Regions from separate parts of the Homo sapiens genome. Here all the other regions are linked to region 1. The links are chromatin loops, found by intact Hi-C in ENCODE. Cell type or tissue: ascending aorta. All regions are shown on one strand. Region 1 overlaps KALRN (kalirin RhoGEF kinase). Region 2 overlaps KALRN (kalirin RhoGEF kinase). Region 3 overlaps KALRN (kalirin RhoGEF kinase).

Evidence for each region. Peaks named below come from ENCODE experiments on the same cell type or tissue, not always from the same donor. Only the 100,000 strongest peaks of a DNase experiment are listed, where the experiment ranks them.
Region 2: it touches region 1 in a loop (3-fold over the local background); 3 of 110 quality-filtered maps call a loop at or near these places.
Region 3: it touches region 1 in a loop (4-fold over the local background); 5 of 110 quality-filtered maps call a loop at or near these places.

Annotation. Positions count from the first base shown.
Region 1 is chr3:124,279,585-124,284,584 of GRCh38, forward strand. All of the region lies in intron 5 of KALRN (kalirin RhoGEF kinase), which reads left to right. Among named protein-coding and RNA genes, the nearest start is that of MIR6083, 92 kb to the right of the region's middle. In ascending aorta, a CTCF peak has its summit at 2,333 (motif pointing left); DNase peaks (open chromatin) are centred at 2,335, 3,435 and 3,957; H3K27ac peaks cover 5,000 bases.
Region 2 is chr3:124,114,592-124,119,591 of GRCh38, forward strand. All of the region lies in intron 1 of KALRN (kalirin RhoGEF kinase), which reads left to right. Among named protein-coding and RNA genes, the nearest start is that of MIR5002, 16 kb to the right of the region's middle. In ascending aorta, no CTCF peak of the experiment used is centred here; a DNase peak (open chromatin) is centred at 3,050; H3K4me3 peaks cover 352 bases; H3K27ac peaks cover 4,694 bases.
Region 3 is chr3:124,465,738-124,470,737 of GRCh38, forward strand. All of the region lies in intron 25 of KALRN (kalirin RhoGEF kinase), which reads left to right. Among named protein-coding and RNA genes, the nearest start is that of MIR6083, 94 kb to the left of the region's middle. In ascending aorta, a CTCF peak has its summit at 2,656; a DNase peak (open chromatin) is centred at 2,659; H3K27ac peaks cover 1,442 bases.

The DNA of each region.
Region 1 (5,000 bases):
ATCTTGAGGAGGACCTCATCAGTGGGTATTAGACACAAGGTCAGCTGCTAGCAGGGAGAAAAGGAAATGGAAGCTGTAACCAGTCTGGCAGGATCTTAGAGAACACTTGCTGAAGATAAGCCAATCACTGTGCCGAGTACTGTGCCAGGGATGGGCAATTGGAAGATGAGCTACATTCAGGCCTGGCCATGTTGGAGCAGAGGGCACCAGCAAACAAATAGCCATTGCACAGGTAAGTTCACAACGGTGTCTATTAGTGCTATGGGAGCATAGATGGAGAAATGTTTAGCCAGGGTTTGGGATGCAGGGAGATGGAAGAGTGTGAGCAAAGGCACAGCAGCCTCAAAATGCAGGCTGGATCCTGGGAATGTCTGCAGTTGGGTGTGGCTGGAGCACAGGCTCTACAGAGAGGAGTGCAGGAGGTCTGTGTTCATGCCATGTGGGTTACCAGGAGTCAGAGCACAACAGAGAGTCAGAAGTCCATGGAATAACCAGTGGACCACGAGGAAAACTGGATTCTGGCAAATGGTTCAGGTCTTGCCAGGAGCATCTGAGAATCCTAAAGTCTTTGATTCAGGTCCAATCCCTTACCCATGGCAGAACTCCCTTCCAGATGTGCATTTTTCCAGATTCTTCTGAGCATTTCCAGGGCTGAGGAAGCCACAGCTTTGTGAGGCAGCCTGTTCCACTGTTCTGTAGCCCCAGTTGTTAGAAAGTCCTCCTTCCAGCAGGCCAGAATCTACCCTCCTGTAGTTACACCCTGCAGTCCCATCTCTGTCTCCCAGGGTCATTGGGGAACTACTCTCTTCCTTCCCCTGCAGGGCAGCTCTCCCATAACTTGGGGACAGTGCTTGGGGACCTTCCTCATGTTTTCTTCACCAGATAAAGTTCTGTGAGTTCTTTCAGCCTATTTTCGTTTGACGTGGGCTCTAAACTCTTTAATGCAGCTTTCCTGGGACCAGTTTTTCAAGTGGATGAGGGGTAATGGGAGGAGTCTGCAGCTTTTGGTCCCACTTGCACAGGTGAGAATGAGATTTTGTATGTGTAGGTGCACTAGTTTTTGTAGCCCAAGTTAGTTGATCTGAAACCCCAAGAGTTTGCCCACCCAGAGAATGATGTTCTCTCACTTGAATAGAGAGAGACACCATCTCATATATAAATACAGGAGGATGTCTTCTCACATGTGAGCACAGAGAGATTTTTCCAGTATGAAAATGTTGAGTTAAAGTGTTCTGGTGCCAAGGTCAGTAGTAGTTACTGTTTCTCAGGGAAAAGCCCAACTCAAGGGTATCTACTGTTCAACCCCATTCCTGTATCCCATGGCTCTTCCTGAGGTCATTCCCAAGGAGAGCAAAAGCCTCATACTCTTATCTTGTAAAGAGTCGGAAACCTGTGGTAAAACAACATGGCACATGTATACCTATGTATCAAACCTGCACATTGTGCACATGTACCCTAGAACTTAAAGTATAATAAAAAAAAGAAAAAAAACACGCAAAGGAATATTAATCTCTTGGAGGAAATCTGCCTCTAGCTGGAATCCCAGAAGGGTTCTTCCCCCAGTCCCCCATCCCATGGCCCCTTTGAAATCCCACTCTTGGTTTGTTCACCTCTAGTCTCTCCTTAGTAAGCTTTCTCTAGCATAAGAATGTCCTGCTATAGGAACAACTGCTGATGTGGTGAGAAGATATACTCTGTAACATATGCGTTCTGGTGGAGAGATAAAAGAGGGTTTGGTTTCCTCCATCCTCTTTAGAGATTGGGTTGACCAGCTTGTCCCAGATTTCCCTGGGGAGGTGACCTTGTCATGAGGTGGCAAGAGGGGGTACAAACATGAGGGCCCTAGAATGGAGAGTGAGACTGGACTTGGGCATTCAGCTCCCATCCCTCAGGGCATTCTCTTCTGTGCTTTGCACATTCCCACCTTTTCATGCCTTTGTTCATGCCAACACTCCTCCCATTTGGAATGCCTGCTCCACTATATGTGCCTATTAAAACCCTCCCCCAGCTGAAGGTCCAGCTCAGATGCTACTCTCTCTGTTCTGCCCTGTTGGAGGTGCTCTTTCTCCCTCTGAGCATTTCCTGCAGCCCTTATCCATCCCCCTCAAATTGTCCCTGTTCCATGCCATCTAGCATTATAGCTAGGTGCTCAAAGATCTCATTCCCCCAATTATATTGAAAATTTCTGGAGGTTAGGACCAGTGTCTTCAATTACTCTGTGTTGACCAGAGATACTTAGTGCCAAATAAATAGTTGACCGTGACACAGTCTGTACTCACTGGGCTGCTTGAGAATAGAACAAAACCTGTGAACACTGAGCTGACACAAGAGCACCACCTACTGCTGAATGGTTTCTAGGAACGCTACCTTAATGCACTCACTGTTGAAAACTGGGGTGTTAGCAAGTTTCACCTTGCAATGGAAAGAGTGATTTGGAGGCAAGAAACTGGTTCTGGTCCTTTTATACTAATCCAAGTGGGAACAGATGAGGTGGTAGTGAAAGTAGAAAGGGAAGGGACAAACCCTCGAGACACTCAAGGGAAGAAAATGAGACCAGTGACTGGCTGGATGTCAGGGGGCAAAGGCAGCACCAAGGCCTTCGTGTTAGGAGGATTGGCAGTGGGACACGAGTGGGAACAATTCCCGAAGACATTTTGGAAGAAGGATGGATAATTAAATGAAATTTTAATTTTAATTTGTTTTAAGGCACAGAAAAGTGAAAGAAGTGATTATGAAGGTTACTAAAAACATTATCATGTGTTAGCTGGTTGTTGCATTTCTGCCCTACATTTTTCTTTTTTTTTTTTTTTTGAGATGGAGTTTTGCTCTTGTTATCCAGGCTGAGTGCAATGGCACAATCTTGGCTCACCACAACCTCTGCCTCCTGGGTTCAAGTGATTCTCCTGCCTCAGCCTCCTGAGTAACTGGGATTACAGGCATGTGCCACCACACCTGGCTAATTTTGTATTTTTAGTAGAGATGGGGTTTCTCCATGTTGGTCAGGCTGGTCTTGAACTACCAACCTCAGGTGATCCACCCACCTTGGCCTCCCAAAGTGCTGGGATTACAGGCATGAGCCACCACGCCTGGCCTCTAACCTACTTTTAGGGACAATGGATGCTATCTAAACACAGGCATTTACCTTGGTCCTCTGGCAGCCTTGAGGAGTGATGGGGCTCTTCATTCAGTAAGTTCTTCCTAAGCCCTGCAGAGTATATCCTGTAGGGTCTGGAAGCTGGAAACACTGCCAAGCTTCTCCTTGTGGATGTGCCCAGCCTGGCTCCCTGCATGGCCCCTTACCTGTCTGAGCCCCATTGCAGAGGCTGCTGCTGGAAGAGGGGAGAAGGGGCAAAATGGGGTGCCTAGTCCTCCTCCTAAGCTCAAGGTCAGGCCCACCTAGCACATACCAGCATAGCTAGGTGGTGGTCTTCTCCCCAAGAGAAGGGCTCCCACAGGGAAGCCTGCCTCCTCCCAGAGAGGGGCTCCCAAAGAAAGAGCTGCCTCATCCTTAGCCTCATGTGGAGCTTTGTTCCCAGATGTGCAAGTGATTGGCACAGCCGATTTTAGGATGTGTGGGAGGACTAGATGAGAACATCCAACAGACACTCCATTTTTGCAGTAACAATAATAGTTACCATTTATTGAGTGTATCCCTTATGCCAGGAACAACCATTAGCTCATCTAAATTAACTTGCCAAGGGCCAGATCTCAGTTTATGTCTAAATTTAGCTCCGGGATAAAGTTGGGCATTATTTTCTCAGCCTGGATTAAATAGGATTTGACCTCTTCAAGTCTACATTTTGGGAAGTGAGTGAAGTACATTCCCTCACTGTGTTCCTGAAAATATTTTATCAGCATTTGTGGTTCAAATGGAAGGAATTTGGCCACTCAGAGTCAATATCCCGGGGCTGTCTGGGCTGACTCCTGGCTTGGTTAGTTCTGTTTCTCATCTGCTTGACTTGCTGGCTCCTGGATGACCATTCCTTCCCCACAGGAGGGTAATGAGTGTGTTGCCAGTGCTGCAGGGAATAAAGTGCATCCAGGCTCATAGGCTGGAAATAAAATGCAAAAACACCTTATTTAAAGTCTGAAAATATTTATATTAATGACTTGGTGAGATTTTTTATTACATCACTTAACTTGAGGAGGGCAAGTGCGAGGAGAGTGGCCTTTTAAGGCTTAGCATTGAGTGTGTGCTTCTCCAGACAGCTGCTGAACTGCAGCTCATCTGTCAAGAACAGTGTGTGATTTTAGCATGAAGTTTCGCAGTCTTAGTTTCTCTAATCAGACAGCAACTACTTGTTGTGACTGCCAGTTTATCTTGTCTGAACCCAGAGGAAGTGGAAAGAGACTAGCATACATTCTGGATCTGCTATGTATCATATGCTATACTCAGAACTTTTCATATATTATCATATTATGATCTTTATCTTCTTTGACCCAGACATTTGAATAGTTTGTGTGAAAAAGATGGGAGAGGGAACAAAATGGAGGAGAAAGCGGAGGCAGAGACCATCAGTTGGTGAGAAGTCTGCAATGTGCTAGTTGGTTTTTGTTCTATGAGATCAAGGCTGGCTTGGTCTCCCCTTTGCAATGAGATAAATGCCTGTATATCTGGGAGGGTCTCAGTCTAGACACTCACTTCGTAGTTAAAAGCAAATCTGAGCTATCACTCCCCTCCAGTGGTTCCCCAATGCATCTTTTGCCCTTTGTGATCTGGTATCTCCCTATCTCCTACTATGGCTTCTTACAATCCCTCATTTTATGCTGCTGCTTTAAACCTCCAGGCCTTTGCTTAAGCTATTTCCTCTGATTAAAATGCCCTTGCAAACTACACCTTCTTTGCCTGATGAAATCCTGTTGTCTTTCAAGTGCTGTCCAGGTGTTGCCACCCAGAAGCCATCCATGCTTTTCCCTAACCCTATCTCTGCCAAGTTGGACCAAGTGCTCCTCTACTGTCAGCCCACAGTATACGTCTCTTATAGTATTTTTCACATTTT
Region 2 (5,000 bases), 160 kb before region 1:
CTGGTGTCCTCACAGAGGGCACCCCAGGCATCCTCCAGCAACAGCGGGCAGCCAGAGCAGCAGAGGAAGGACATGGCAGGTACGGCTGACAATGCTTTGTGAGCAGGAATGAGCATGGGGAGATATGAGTGGGGCTCCTGGACATAGTGAGATGAAACTTTTCAGGGGCTGAGGTGCAACATGAGGAAGAAGATCAGGCCAAAGCCAGTGGAATTTGGATTGCCTCTGTTAATGGGATGTCTTGTCTGGTGAAGGCTAGGAAACTCAAGTCACAGAAGAAACTTCCCGTCAGTGAGGTAGTATTCCCCAATTTAACAAATATGTATTGAATGCCTACCCTGTGCAGGCACTATTATGAGTGTGAACAAGAGAGGCAGAATCTTTGTCTTCATGAGAATGACAGTGAAGGGAAGACATTACCCAGTTAGAAAGTGCCATGGGAGCAGAGAAAATGAGGAGGAGAATTTCAGCTGTGGATTTGATCTTGAAAGGGCCTTAAAGGATGGGTAAAAGTTGGGCTTGTGGAGATAGAGGAGGCCTAGAGAAGAAGGGAGAATTTGGGAAATAGTCTTTATGTGGTGGATGTGTGTTTATACACATTGTGAATGTGTATGAAGGAGATTAGGAATATTGAGAGAGAAAGCTGGAAAGGTTGGTTGGGTGGGCTTTCGGTCCCATGCTAGGATTTTATTCAGTAGTCTATGGGCAGCCATTGGGATATTTTGAGCAAGAAAAGTAACTTGATCAATCATTTCCTGCCTTTGGCTGAGGTCACTTAGCAGCACTGGTGTTAGGCAGGGCTGCAGGCCATGATTGTTTCGATATGTTCTCTTCCTGGCCTTCTCACGGGAGCAGTCGTAATTTTATTTTTACCCACTTCTCTGTTTTGGGCGTCCGTCAGATTAGCAGCTAGCTCTATGCCTCCAGTTGGAAGAGAGCTTCTGTTCAAAGTGCTGTATGGGTGGAGTCTTTCTGCCACTGTCCGAGCCCTGCTGCCCTTCCTGGGTGTTGACCTTGGCTGTAGAGGGTGTGTCCCTTGATTTAAAGCTATTTGTTCCCCCTTCTTTTTCAGCTTCACCCTGGTACTTCTGAATGACCAGGGTTCCTGCAGGGAGGTCGAGCAACGGCAGCTTGTGGTTTGGGTGTTAGCTAGGGGCAGCAACTAATAAATGAATGGTCAGTTGTCTTGGGAATGTAGGTCTTTGCTTCAACTAGATTTACTTTCATTTTATCATAAATACCAGAAGCTTCATGAATTTAAATTGGTTTCCTGAAACAGACCCTGGTTCCAGGAACATTTCTCACTGTGGGAGACAGGATTGTCAACAAAAATGGGGATGCATTTTTAAAGATAAGATCTATTTATCAGTGTATGGTCCACAAAGAATCAAATTTGGTGACTTAAAACTTCTGTACTCAAATGAAGGGTATGGTGCATATTTATCTTACAGTGACAGTGATGTTTTAGAATATCCGTATGGTACTGCTGGCTTAGTTGGCCTGGATGTTATATTCATGAGGCCAAGGCTGCAGCCCAGCTCTCTTCCCTCTGGTGGCCAGATATCTTCTCTTTGGTCATGGCTAGAGACTACATCTTCTGTTCCAGCTGGTAGTCTTTTAGTAGCATTTTATTAGTCATGCAAGGGCCAGCAAAAATAGCATAGACAGATAGTAAAAATCTAGTCCTTGTACTGGAAAAAGAACTTGGAGAATGTGGCCTGTTGATAATGGTTGTATTATCACTAAGTAATTTTTTTTATATTGATTAAGTACTTCCTATGTGCCAGGAACTGTCCTAAGTGCTTATCTCAACCTTCAAAATAGTATAGATCCTATCTTACAGATCAGGAAACTGAGGCTGAAATAAGTTAAGTGACTTGACAAAGTCATTCAGCCTGGATAATGGTATGCATAATTAGGTTCTAATCTAGCTTTTCTTATCTTAAGTCTTGTATCCTTTCCTCTCTTCTGTCCAGAAATGATGATGAGAATATAGTAGTTCCCCCTTATCTGAGGGGGATACGTTCCAAGATCCCCAGTGGATGCCTGAAACCACAGATAGTACTGAATCCTAAATATACTATGTTTTTTCCCTGTATGTTCATACCTACAATAAACTGTAATTTATAAATTAGGAACAGTAAGAGATTAACAGCAATAACTAATAATAAATAGGACAATTATAACAATATAATGGAAGTTATGTGACTGTGGTATCACTCTTTCTCAAAATATCTTATTATATTGCATCACAGGTAACTGAAACTGTGGAAAATAAAACCACGCATAAGGAGAGACTACTGTACCTATACTGTAGATTCCTGGAGGCAGAGTCAGATGTTGGACTGTTCAGTAACATCTTGGAATCTCCTTTGTCCACCAAAGTGTCTTTGACTGTGACCTTAGGCCTCTTGCTTTGAAGCAGAGTTACTCTATCCTATTTGGAGTCCAAATTAACATCTGCTCACCACCAAGTGGATCCCTGGAGATCTTTCTTGCTGTATCCTCCAGCCCCTAGCCCCTTTTGAATTGGGGAAGTGGCAGATGGAAGATCAAGTGGCAGATGGAAGGTCAGATTTCAGACCTTGCAGGCTTCCTTCTGATCTGCATCAGCTCAGAGGGAGAGAAGGGGGGACTGGCTGGTGTGTGGTCAAGTGTATTTTGTTGACCTGCTGCCCTGAGCTAGGGGTCTATACTAGGAATTTCTTTTATGGAAAAGAAAAACAGTGTTTTTTTTTTTTCCCTTGAACATTCTGGGGGTGGGGAGAATCAGCAAATTATTTTATATTTAAATAACTAAACATTTATTAAGGGTCATCTCTGGAGAAGACAGAATTGGTGTGATTTGAAGGATGCTACAAAAGTGCCTCCTGCTCAGAACCTCTCTGACCCTTGTAGTGCTTTGACACCTTAAACAGTTCATTCATTCCTTTTGGCTAATATCACTCAGCTGATCCTTTTATAGGTGCTAAAATAATGCACTCTTGTGTTAATTTAAGATTCTTCCGGAAGAAGTAGAGGAACATTAAGGCAGTGTGTGTGTCGGGGGAGTGGGGTGGGTGGTGTTTAGAGTGAATGGATGACTCAGACTTGGTGAGAGATATTCTGGGATGGCTTCCTGGAGGAGAGAATTACTTAACATGATGTGGTGGCCAAGAAGGCTGTTGGCACCGTTCTTTCAGAAGCTTCAGATTGAGGCATTCACCAAGTTACTGAACATTAGTTTTTAGTTTCTAAGATAATGGAATTAGCTGTAGTAGTACAAGGTACAAAGCCATTATTAACTTATAAGCCTTTATAATTACTTTTCAGAAGCCCTTTTTGCTTTAGCATTGTAAATCTTTCTCACAGTGCCAGGGATTTAAAAATTTTAGAAATGACATTTAATTAATGTTGAACGTAAAATCTCTTTGGGTTTTAAGCTGTCTTGGGAATCTACTCATTCCCTCCTCCCAGATCCATCTTGCCTCCTCTTAGGGATCATCCAGGAAACCTCCCTGAGGGCTGGCATGGAGGTAGGCAGAGGAGAGTGCCTTCCCTCAGGGTGACTGTCAGACTTTCCAGCCCCCAGAAACATTCCGTGGAGATGAAGGAGACACTTCCATCTGTGCCTGGGCCATATTTCAGGGAGACTACGTGGTGGGACTCGCAGCTGGGGGACAGGACAGAGGGACTACAGATGGCAGATGGCTCTGGCTGCCACTTGGAGGGGGCTGTTCTTGGGGCCGATGGGGGTGTGTGGCTTAGACTATACTCCCTGTGAAGTAAACAGGGAATGCTTTTCTTAGGATCTAGGGAAGTTTTAGCAACTTAGTTAGGATTATGCCATCTCTGTGGGAGAGAGGGTTTCTGCAGGAGACTGCAAAGATATACATGTGAACATTTAAAAAGTACAACTTTCCAGCCCCCAGAAGCATTCCGTGGAGTTGCAGGAGACACTTCCATGCATCCACAGAAGCCCTCTGTCCCTCACGTGGGCTCTGGAGATTCCTAAGACTTCTGTGCATCTCTCTATGTGAGTCATGGGACATGTTCCCTTAGGCCACATGTAAATGCCAGGCAGTGAGGCCTAAATAGTCATTGCACTCTAAAAAAAGTAAACATATTTAATTTCTCATATTTTTATAACGATGTCTTACTTGAACATTTATTATATACCAGATTTGTTCCAAACACTGGAAATCCGTCTTCTCATTTAATTGTCACAACTCTGGCAGGTAGTTGTCATTCTTTACAGTTTATAAAGCATGTCCACCATCTATCTCACTTGAGTCTTTCAGCAGTATATGTATCCCCATTTTACAAGTAGGACGTGGCCAGATAAGTGACTGTCATAAGACTGTATGTCCATGGAGTAGTGACATTGAACTCAGAGCTCTTTGTTCCAATTCCGGTCTCCTTTTCATCATACTGTAATGAGAGCCCAGCTTTCTTCCTTCTCTCAACCCCCACCTTGTTTTACAGAGAGTGTCTCTGGGATTCTGTGGCTGGGAGAGGTGGGAGAGGTAGCTGAGCAGGTAAGCCTTTTACGAATGTGTGTAGATTTGAGACCTGCAAGGCGAGAGGCAACAGGGAGTGGAAGCTGACTGACAGGGCCCTGGGGGATGTGTCAGAGACAGTGCAACTGTTGCACAGATGTGGTGCAGGCTCCTCATTAAGAGGGAGCTGGAAAGGAAAAACTCCCACTTCAGAGAAGAATTAGACTGTTCCCAATGTCTTCACATCTGTGAGGGGACTGATGGTACAAAGACTCACTGATAAATGGACAGAAGTTTTCAGACCCAAGAAGATATTAAAATAAATATTTAATTTGCAACAAATTATGCTGTGAATCATTAAGACAAACATAAATCTCATGAGTAAGATTTCTGTTATTTCTCTGAATCTCAATGAAATATTTATTGAGGAAAATGAAGTCAGCTCATTGCTTTGCATGACTAAATGCCATTGCTGGCTTCCAAGAGCAGCTTCCTCAGGATCTGTCTCAGATCGCAAGGATG
Region 3 (5,000 bases), 190 kb after region 1:
TCTAACGGAAACATGCTCCTCTCATTTCTAGTGCATAGCTCAGGTTATCTGCCTGTAATCCAGAGAGAGCCTATGGGAGGGAGAGCAGGAGGAAGGAATATTGGGAGATTGAGAGATTGAGAGAGAAAGGGATTGAGATTGACACGACCTTGCTAACTTAATTAGCTAAGTCACTAGAAAATTAGCACCTAGACCAAGGGTTATGTGGTGAATACATATCTTAACTAGATAGTATTGATCTGTCTAAATGGTGTCACTTTGAAAAATTGCAACCAGGATTAGTTCTCTCTCTTGCTCTGTGTGTGTGTGTGTGTGTGTGTGTGTGTGTGTGTGTGTGTGTCTGTGATCTGTCTGTCTCAAGGACCTTTGTCTTTATAGGTATTGAATGGGGAAATTCCCCAGCACCAAAACTTCTTTAAAGAACAGTTTAATATGTAGAATTTAATACCTGCAAACATTGGCTTTAACACAAACCGGAGACTGAAGTGGAATGATACTTCGTTTTGCCCTCCACTCTCCCCATTTTGCACTACTTCTCTTTCCTACAGAAATAACTATATAATCATGAAATTTACTTATCTACACAAGACTTAGACCTATTTTGATTGCATTTTATAAGCATTCCTGGAGCACTCAGACAGGAGAATATATTCCATTAGTAGATCCCTAGACAGTAATGATTTTGTTAATGCAGTCTTCCCATTTTGCCTAGCATACAACTTGTAATTCAAGAAAATAATTTGTTTTCAGCTTGCTGTTATTAGATTTGCAACTTTGCTGTGGACAGCTTTTTGTTTAAAATGCTCATCACCTTCTGTTAAATCTGAACTTCTTCCTTTTTGGTTTTTTGGAGATAGGGTCATATGTGAGTCTGAGCAATAACATTTTCATAAAATCTCTACTCCCAGCGCTCAGAGGGTCCTCTCAACCATCAAGTACAACCCTCTCCATGTACAGACAAGGAGACAATCCCAGAGGAGTCGTTACTTGCCCAGTGTGCGCCCCTCCCCTTTCCTTAAAAGTGAGGATTTAGATTCCAGGGCTTGGTCTCCCACTTCAGCACTCTCTCCCCTTCTCTCACTCCCTAGACCACCAATGGTGGCTGCCACATCTGGCTGGTTTAATTCATAGTGAAACAGCTTCCATGTGGATCTTAGAATTTGATGAATATTTCTACCCATTTCTCCCAGAGCTATGTCATTCTTGTGCCACACCCCTACAACAATTACCTGAAATAAATCAGTTTTCAGCAAGGTCTAGATTTTCAAATTAGGGACCAACCACCAAGGTTAGATGCCCCTTCTGCACACTCCCTCCCTCCAGGCTTGGCTGGAAGCTATTAGATTTGGCCTTGGCCACCAGCCACTGCCCTCCCAACCTGGTGTTCCCTGCTCCGAAGGAGCAGGACCAGAGATGTGTGAGGTTGAACTGGGAGCACTGACCAGGCCAGGGTCAGCCAGGAGCAGTGAGGGGTGAGCAGCAGGGGTAAAATCGAGGCTGGGGAATTTAGGGAAGGGCACCCCAATGAGCGACTGAACCACAGCCACATTTCAGTCAACTTCCCAGAGTTCCTCCCTTGGGCCAAAGGTGGCTAGATTGGAGATGAAGCTGGTACCCTGTGATTGAACCCAGCCTCTGCCCTCTGGGTTCTGAGAATGACATATCTGTCTGCAATAAGGGTGGAGGTGGGCACAAGTGGAGCACAAAGAAAATAGCCTCAGTTGGAGAGTAGGAAAGGCCTCATGGAGAAGGGGGCATTTGAGATATAATTTAAATAAGGGGTGGGATTTTTACAGGCAGGGATGGCTTCCTTGATGATGGAATAAAGTTTGAACAAAGGCCCTGCAAGGGAGAAAAGTGGTGAAGTCTAGCAGGGAGGTTGAGAGAGGCAATAGGGGGTTTGGGAGTGGGGCTCCATCCTGGGTCATGGGAAGCAGAGAGAGGTCTCATTGTCGCACTCCCAGGTAGGCTGGGTCTTCTCACATCCATGTCTGTAAGACGAGGAAAAGAAAGGAGAGGTGGTGGGCAGAGATAGTGCAATTCAGAAATGTAGGGAGAGACAAAAGGAAAGGAGGAGAGAGAGCTAGGTGGATAGAGGATAAGTGAGAAAACCATGAAGTGGACAGATAATAAGGAGAAAGGAAGAGATAGAGAAGGAGAGAAGCAGGAGAGCCAGAGGGAGGCAATGACGGTGGGAGGGTGGATAGGTAGGTAGGGTAGGTAGTCAGGCAGGTAGGTAGGTAGGTAGATCCATCTGCGGAAAGAGGCCCTAGGGAAAGGGGAGGGGATGAGGAGAAGGAGATCGAGGGAAAGAGATGGATAAAGACCTAGACCTTCCCAGAGCTACCATCCTGTTGAGGGAGAATGAGCAAGGTGGTGTTTTTCAAACCATTTTTATCATGAACCAAAGAAAAAGACTGTACATTATGCCCTGATATACGCATGCATATATGCTATATATAACAGGGAAGTTAAATTTTGAAAAACACCTGCATTATGTGTGATGCACTGTGGTATTTTGTGTTAGGCTCTATTTCTTCCTCCTCCTCTTTTTTAAAATTCTGGTTGCCACCCATAAATTGATTTTACAACCCCTTGAAACACAAGGGGGGGGTTGATCCATGGCTGCACGGCAGAGCGCTAGCTCCACCAGGTGGTGAGAGAAGGGATGTGCAGTTCAGGCCACTGGGGAAAGGCCGCCCTGTCAGGCTGCTGCTACCTTTTCCTCCCTCTTTGCCCCTCCTACCCCTTCCCAACACACACACCCTTGCTTAAAATGTGCATGTTCTATGCTTTCTAAGCTTCTTCCCCCACTCCAAATGCCTTTGGTGTTAGTGGTTTCTCACGTATGGAAAATCATAGAATTATCAAATATAAAAGCCCGAAAGAAATCGTTAAAGATAATCTAGTTCTCCCTTGCTCTATAGAAACTGAAACTTACAAAGGTTTATGATCTGCCCAAACCAAAATTAGTGACACAGCCAAAGAATCCAGCTGTCATTTTCTTAATAGTCAAATGTTAAGGAAAGAGGAAGGGGAAGGCCTGTTGTGATTTTTCTTTGGTCCCCAAACGCACACTTGAAGAGGTAACTTGCAGAACCCATCAGAGGAGCCCTATACAAATGTAGCTGTGGTCTTGTTACTGTTGTTTGTGTTTTCAGTAAGCTATCAACATTGGGGCTGATTATAGACGTTAGGGAATACCCAAAACAAGACAAAGTCTAAACACTTCGTTTGGATGTGTCAAAGTAATGTTAATTTTTGTTTTACACACTAACTTCTTAGCATCCATGCCTGGTTGCTAAACACCACCTTATTGGAGATGAGTAACATTAAGCATAAGATTAATCTTTTGTATTTTATTTTAACATTAAACTTGGTATATATCTATGCAAATAACTTTATTCATCTGATCACACAAATTAGACAAAGTTAGAAGATATTGGCAAAAACATATTCAACAGGTAACCATGCAGCAAGGTAAATTTTGCTGCTTGTGGTTGGAGGCTGAGAGTGTGATGTGCTGAATGGGCGTCCAGCCCTGCAGACCTTTCCTCTTCATCCCTAACCTGAGCTAAAGTGTCAAGTGTGAAATGAAGGGACAAAGCCAGGTGCTTCTCATGGCTCAGCCTGGGTGATCCAACTGTGCTGGAACTGTTACATGAAAAATCCAGCACCTTTCCCTGAGTGTACATGACCCTCCATTAGTTTAATACCTGCTCCAGTATGCTAACCGGCTATCTTAGCCCCTATGGTCTAGAGCCTCTTATGTTCTAGGCTCTGAATCTGCCTGGTCATTAATGGATTCTTTAGAAATAATCTCTAGCTCTACTTGCATGAAGGCAGTTACCCAGCCTTGCTTTGAAAAGAAGGCAATGTCCTGGACTTCCTATAAATACATGAACCTCACACCTTTCTCCCCACCCCATTTCCGACTTAATTTTTAAATGTATGCTCCACGTTGTTCCTCTTTTTCCCGTTGCCACAACAGGCCCCTTCCCCTATCACCACCTCTGGCGTTCCAACAAGCAAATGCACATTGACATACAAGGTCATCAAATAGTTATTTCCATTTAGATGCAGACTGCACCCTTGATGTAAAGTCTGTTTGCTGACAAGATTGTGCGCTCCTTAATGAAGGATACACTTCCCCAGAAGCAGTGAGATTTTAGACCAAATTCATCTTCAGAGAGAATAACAGAACCAGTCCAGTACCTTTGAAATAGTGCTGTTTCTATCATATTTAATGACAAAACTCAGAAAGCTTTCTGTTAATAAATGCCAGCAGTTTCATTTCCCAGGATTGTGTACAAAGCCAAAAGGAAGCATTTTCCTCATAAAGTAACTGCATAATATATTAAATTATAATAATTTAATAGAGTAATGGCATTGCCTTGATCTTGACATTTCTTTAAAAGTTTTATTCCTTTCTGAAAGAACCCCAGACATTCACACAAATGACTTGCTTTGCTCATTCCTTCACAATTTATTACATGTAATTATTGGAGTAGTGAGGGCCAAATTGCTGCTATAGAACAGCTAAGGTGAAATGTTTCATCATTTGTGAAGAGAGTTGTGAGCTGTTTTGCTTTAATTTGAATTCATCATGTCTATTTGAAGTAAGTAGAATAATATGGATCAGACTTACATAATCTGTCATCTTCATAAGCTTCCAATTAAGAAGTAAAACAGAGTTTAATATTGCCACTTACTTTCAACATTTACATTGAGATGGTAATGAATATCTTATTCAAACTTATCAATTGGTATGCCTGGCACAAGCTGAATAGGTTTTTTAAAAAAAAAAATGTTCTTAGCTTTCTCCCCCTAAATTAAATCCTATAGAGCCGATGTAGGATTTGCCATCTGGAAGCATCCTGGAATCTAGGACAGTTGCCTTTAAATGCTCATCTATGGACTGGATGTGTGGGAATTACCCAGGAAGCATTTCTAAACAATGCATTTGCTCAGATAGTAACCCCAGAAGGCAATGTACAACC